2 separate regions of the Homo sapiens genome follow, and region 1 is linked to region 2. The links are chromatin loops, found by intact Hi-C in ENCODE. Cell type or tissue: K562. All regions are shown on one strand. Each heading gives the region's core, and the rest is flanking DNA. Links, peaks and the distances in the headings are about the cores only.

Evidence for each region. A loop is a pair of places that touch in the nucleus more often than their neighbours do. Peaks named below come from ENCODE experiments on the same cell type or tissue, not always from the same donor. Only the 100,000 strongest peaks of a DNase experiment are listed, where the experiment ranks them.
Region 1: a loop joins it to region 2, with 2.2 times the contacts of the local background. A loop is called at or near these places in 8 of 110 quality-filtered maps.

What each region holds. Positions count from the first base shown.
Region 1 is chr5:109,303,016-109,305,946 of GRCh38, forward strand. The region is part of intron 3 of LOC285638 (a long non-coding RNA gene); the gene reads right to left. Among named protein-coding and RNA genes, the nearest start is that of PJA2, 110 kb to the right of the region's middle. In K562, for the core only: a CTCF peak has its summit at 1,474 (motif pointing right); no DNase peak of the experiment used is centred there; H3K27me3 peaks cover 703 bases.
Region 2 is chr5:109,477,743-109,480,673 of GRCh38, forward strand. All of the region lies in intron 4 of LOC105379117 (a long non-coding RNA gene), which reads left to right. Among named protein-coding and RNA genes, the nearest start is that of PJA2, 69 kb to the left of the region's middle. In K562, for the core only: a CTCF peak has its summit at 1,716 (motif pointing left); no DNase peak of the experiment used is centred there.

The DNA of each region.
Region 1 (2,931 bases), core at 145-2,644, 170 kb before region 2:
AGTCTTTACAACTGCTTATAAGGCCCTATTCCTGTTATTGTTCTGCACAAACCTCCTGTACTGTTCTCCCGCTCTTGGGCTAGGGAGCCACCCCAGCCTGCCTACTGTTCTCAGACACGCCAAAATCCCTGTCCCTCTGCCTGCACTGCTCTTCTTCTCCCTTCCCCCGGGCTCATTCTGCACCTCCGTCAAGTTGGCTTAAACTTCCCCTCTGCCCCAGCGACCTGCACATTCTGCCCCAGAATTCCCCATGGCCCAGATTCTGACTCTATCCTTTCGCACATAGCAAATTATATAACTTATTTACTAAGTTTATTTGCTTAGTGTCCATCTCCAATGCCTCACCATGAGGACGGGAATCTGCATCTCTCCAATATTTATCCCAAGTGCTGAGCAAATGTCAGGTACATGGCAGGTATTCAATTTATTCATTATTGTATGCATAAATGAATGAAAGGGAGGTAGATATAAGGAAGTAAAAATGCATTAAAAAGTAAATTTTGACAGGTTGTCTTTTCCTAATAAAACACCTCCAGCTCTACCTACACTCTTCGTGTGTTTTCGCATCTCAGCGAAAAATTGACCCTTGCACGAAGTGACCAAAGACGTTCAATTTCCAGAAACCAAAATTTTGACAGAAGATCACATGATGGGGTAGGGTGGGTTTGGAAAGGAGGAGTTGGAAGCCCAGCTGGAAAAATCAGTTGGATGGGGATAGATTCAGGAGATAATGGTGAAGGGGGAAGAAGCAGAACTGCACACAGATCTACTGAACAGCTGGACACAAGGCAGTAACTAATTCAGAATGCTTGACAGAGTTCCAAGCAGGGAAGGTGGTTGTTGCTGCGGATGCATTTAGTTTGAGTTGTGTTGGACTTCAATTGTGCTGAGAGAGCCAGAGCAAGAAGACCAGGATACCTTGTAAACTGTCTAGGTCCAGAGACCAGATGACCTTAGGGAAGATGAAACTAAGAAAAATGGCAGGAACCTGTGATTGCATCAAGGTTGCGTGGCTGGCGACACTATGGTGCCTGCAGGAGATGAGCTTATGTTATAGTATTGACAATGGACGTATCCAAGGTTGTCCTTTCCCCTTAGCATTCTCTGGGTTAGAACTCCTCACTCTCAACTTTCTAAAATAGGTATCAGGGGCAGCAGATTGAGCCAAGCTTCTTGGAGCAGCTTCTCTGTGTTACAGGATGTGAGATGTCAGAACAGTTGACATGGTGATCCATCCACAAGGAGCTTCTGGTTTAGGGAGAAGACAGGTGTGTATGCAGACAGCCAATACAACTTCCAGTAAAGACAGTAATTCTATTTGGAGGAGGTGGAGGTTAAGCCAATATAGGAGACTAGGCAGGATCTTAGTAGGATGTGGGAAATTAATTCCTGGCAGGGGGCAGCAGGGGCAAAGACTTAGAGATACTGGGAAAGAAAAATATGGTGGATTTTCCATTCAGTAAAACACATGACACACTTCAGGAGCAGCAGAGGGAGATAAAGACAAAGGAAAGTCAGGTTCAGTAGGGGAGAACCCTGAAGGCCAGTCTCAGGGCTCTGGGCAGCTTTTCTCTAGCAGCTATGGTAAGTCATTGGATGTTTATGAGCAAGCATATAAATGGCTCAGTACAGTTGTCCCTTAGATATTGAGAACTGAGGAGTAAGAGGAGCCCATTTATGGAAGGAGGGTGCACAGATCTGAATGCCCCTCAGGTCCAGCTACCATGAGAGACTGAAAACAGAAGGTGAAGTTGACTGTTTACCGAAGCCCAGGAGGCTGCTCCCTCAGCTCCAAGTTCTGGGTCATGCCTGGCCTCTCTGGACTTCTGAGGCTGGTGGCTACAGGCCATAGAGATGAAGAAAGTACATCACAGCCCAGGAGAAACAGCAGTCGTGTATCTGAAATTTATGTTCCTTCATGAGATTTTCTACCTCATATTTTTTCTGCCAGCTTCCAAAATATTTTTTCTGGTTTTGTGTTTAGTCAAATTAAAAAAAAATCTTTAAAAGGAAAGCTAATAGACACAATGAGTGAAAAATAAGCAGAAGGGAGCTGTAAATCATAAATCAAAGTGTTGAGATGAAACACGTCTACTTGAGAATTGTGGTCATAAAGGCATTATCTAATATCTGATTGGATGGTCCACTTCAAAAAATAAATATAGATGATGACAACTTCTTTGCTGTCTGTGTATGTCCTCATAAGCCTGACTTCTTCAGAGGTTACAGGGCATGAATAGAGAAATTGCTTTAAAAATAATCCTCTGTCATTTTTCAATTTCCATATAAAATTGGTTATTTGGCTCAGAAAGTACTTCGTGAAAGATAAATCATTTTTAAGAAACACTGAACTGCTATTAAGTTTTTTTCCTTATGTGGTAGACATCCCTGCCTTTAAAACAAATACGTACTTTACAAAATGAAGTACAGCAAGAGCATTTGTTCTATCAAAGTTGACAAGAAAACATGTTTGAATGAAGATGCCATCTGTTTCCTGGCCTTAACACCAACATTTCCCTGTTCCTTCCATGCACCTACATACCTCAATGTACATCATGTATTAATAACAGACAGGGTGGCAGATGCTCCCATTTCTGCTGCCTTTGGAAACATGTAGCAGATTGTATTTAGATATTCCATGATTATATTGCCTCATATTGAACAACTATTGTAGACTTATGCTCCTCTAAGTAGCCAAAGCCTAGTACCAGCCCACGGCTTTTTATGTTACCTGAAGGGACTGGCTGTGGAGCTGTATTTAAAACCAAGAGGGTATAGCAGCCCTGCCTGGCTTCCTCAGACTTCTTTGTTCTCTCTTCTGTAATAGGCAACTCTGGCCTTAAACATTCTATTTTTGAGACACCCTCTGTCACCCCCACCGGAGTGAGTGGTGCAGTCATAGCACATTGCAGCCTCAAACTCTTGGGCTCA
Region 2 (2,931 bases), core at 290-2,789:
ATAATGTAGTATAATTATTTGCATATTGGAGCCCTAAATTTGTTATATAAAAATAGCAGGTAGTGTGTATGAAAGAGAAAGAACTATGATACAAAAAAATCTGGCCAGCAGAGCTGCAGCTTTGCTGTGCAAAGGGTAGAATTATAATTTATTTTTTGTGACTGGCCCAGGGTAGCTGCAAAATAAGTGGCTCTGATAACCAAACAGATAATAGTAACTATACTTTTAAAAAACTTGCAATGATTTAATAGGACATTGGACACACGATTTTAATAGTCTGCATGCCTCCAGAGGTATCACTGTTTCTCAAATGGAAAAGCCAAAATGAAAATTCTAGTCCCTGTGAGAAGGTGTTAGAAGAAATCATTTTTAAAAACCCAAAAGGACTCACTTTATTATTTTTGACAAGAATTTCTCCCTAAATATAAAGATAAGATAGCATTGTAAAAGTGACTGTAAAAGAAAAAAACCCACTGTAAGGCTATTAGGGACAGCTGGCTGAACTGCTATGTCAGAATACATTTTTATTTCTTTAAAAATAAAACTTGAATATTGGAGTAAAATCTTATTTAAGATTTTTAAATATATAAAAATGCATACTTGTTATGCAACTTTATCAGATCTCAACATATTGCACATTTTGCCTATTTATTTCACAATTTATTTTGTAAAATAAATGAAACAAAGTTTTTTATGTTTTCTTTCCCTGGAAATAACAACTACCATTAATTTGATACTTAAGTTTCCAATAATTTCTTTATAGTCCACTGTTTGTCTTTTTTTTCCTTATTTGTGGTATCTTTTGATACACAGGAGTTTTAACATGGAAAAATTTATCACTTTTTATTTTGTGCTTTTGGTGTCTTATTTAATAAATTCTTCCTTATCCTGAGACAAAACAATAAATTTCTACATTTTCTTCTTACAGTTTTAAAGCTATGGTTTAAAATATCCAAGTTCTTGGTTGTCTTGGAATTTATTTTTGGTTTATGTATAGTAAATAATTTTATTTATATTTAATTTTTTTCCCATATGAATAACCAATTATATTTTTTCTCTGATTTTTGGGATGCCACCATAGATTTTTTTCTTTGGATTTATATACTGTTTCATTGGTCAAGTAAGACAAGTTACTCCCATTTTTTTCTTCAAGTTGAACAGACTATGTAGAGTCTTGTGTTATTATGTATGAATTGAGTATCAATTTGTTAATTTATACAATTGTATTAGACACCATTTCAGTCAGTTTCTTTCTGATAATTTGGAGAGACTGTTTAATCTTTCCATCCATGAACATTGTATATCCCTTTATTTTTTTAGGACTTTCAAAATGCTCTTTAATAATGCTTGATAATTTTCTGTATAAAGGAGCATTGCAATATTTTGTTAGAATTATTCCACATTTTGGCTACATTTTGTAGCTATTATGAATGGGGTCATCTTGTATATTATTTTTCAATTGGTTATTGTGAGTATATATAGTAATATTAATTTTTATATACTCATCTTAAGAAGAAAGATTAAGGCCACTTGCAATTGCCTACTAGCACACATTTTTAATAAAAATTTGACATTCTTTTTAATTCAGCTAAAGTCATGGTTGTCTAGAGATGACTTAATCATTAACTACATAGAAGTGCTGAGTAAAAAGTTCAGATCTTTTACTTTACATTATATTGGACCTAGTTTGGCAAAGACTTAATGACACCATCTAGTGGCAGTTTGAAGTTCTAAATAAATAGTAAAATGCATTTCCAGATTTTATTGGATAACTATTTGTGTTAAAAAAATTATGATAACAATCAATATCCTTGTTGAAAATGCCAAGAAACAGCAAGAATTAATTTGTCATATCAAAATTAATTATGCTTGTAGTCTTTAATTTTGCTGATTTCAAGATTAGAATGAAGTTATGCTTATGGAGAAACTTATCTACAATCTTTTATTTTGAAGCCAAATCATGTATGTGAAGATTTAATTTTTAAGATTGTTATTCAGGGAGTTGTCATAGTTCATGTTCACACCATGTTTTTGAAAAAATAAAATTACCAACAGCTGGCCGGAGTCAATCTACGTAATCTTTATAATAAAATGATCCTAAGAGTCTATACCATGAGGACTACTTTATATTTAAGGATCCTTTAACATAAGGCCTATTTTTATATCTTACTAATTAGAATTCTTTTTTGTGTGGGAAATAACAAAATCTTATGCATAATTCAACTCAATTTCAAAACAAATAGGGACAACTTGCTAATCACTTGAAAAAAGTATAAAGTTTAAAATACACTCAAGATGAATTAAAAATGTAAATCTATACAACCAGGCTTTAAAAGTTTAGAGTGAAATATATATGAAAGCTTATTTAATTTTTTGGTGGGGAAGACTTTTCTGATGATAGATGGAACCTCTAAGTGTAAAGGTTGATTAAAATTTCTATAGAACATTTAAATACTAAATTAAAGTGACAGTGTAATATCTCTGGTAAAAGTTTTTTAAATGACACTACCCTATGTTAACATAAGTTAAGGGTGAATACATAAAAAACAGGCATTCTTATTTTGCTACTTGGGAATACATTTGGAATAAACTTTATCAAGGGACATTTGGCAATGCTATTGAAAGTCTTAAAATATGCATAGTCTTTGCCCCAGAAATCCACTACTCAGAATGATTATAGGGATACAACAAAGAAATAGTCACAAGATTGTTCTTCATAGCACTTCATAGAACTATTGGTAAAATATTACACATTAGGAAAATGTAAATGTCCACCAAGAGGTGAATTGGGAAACTAAGAGTGTAGTTATTAACCATACATTGTTATTAACAGTTATTATGTTGTTATTAACCCTAATGTTACAGAAAAATTGTGGAAGACATTTAAAATACTTTTTACATATTTAATTATGTAATTACTCAATTAAGTGG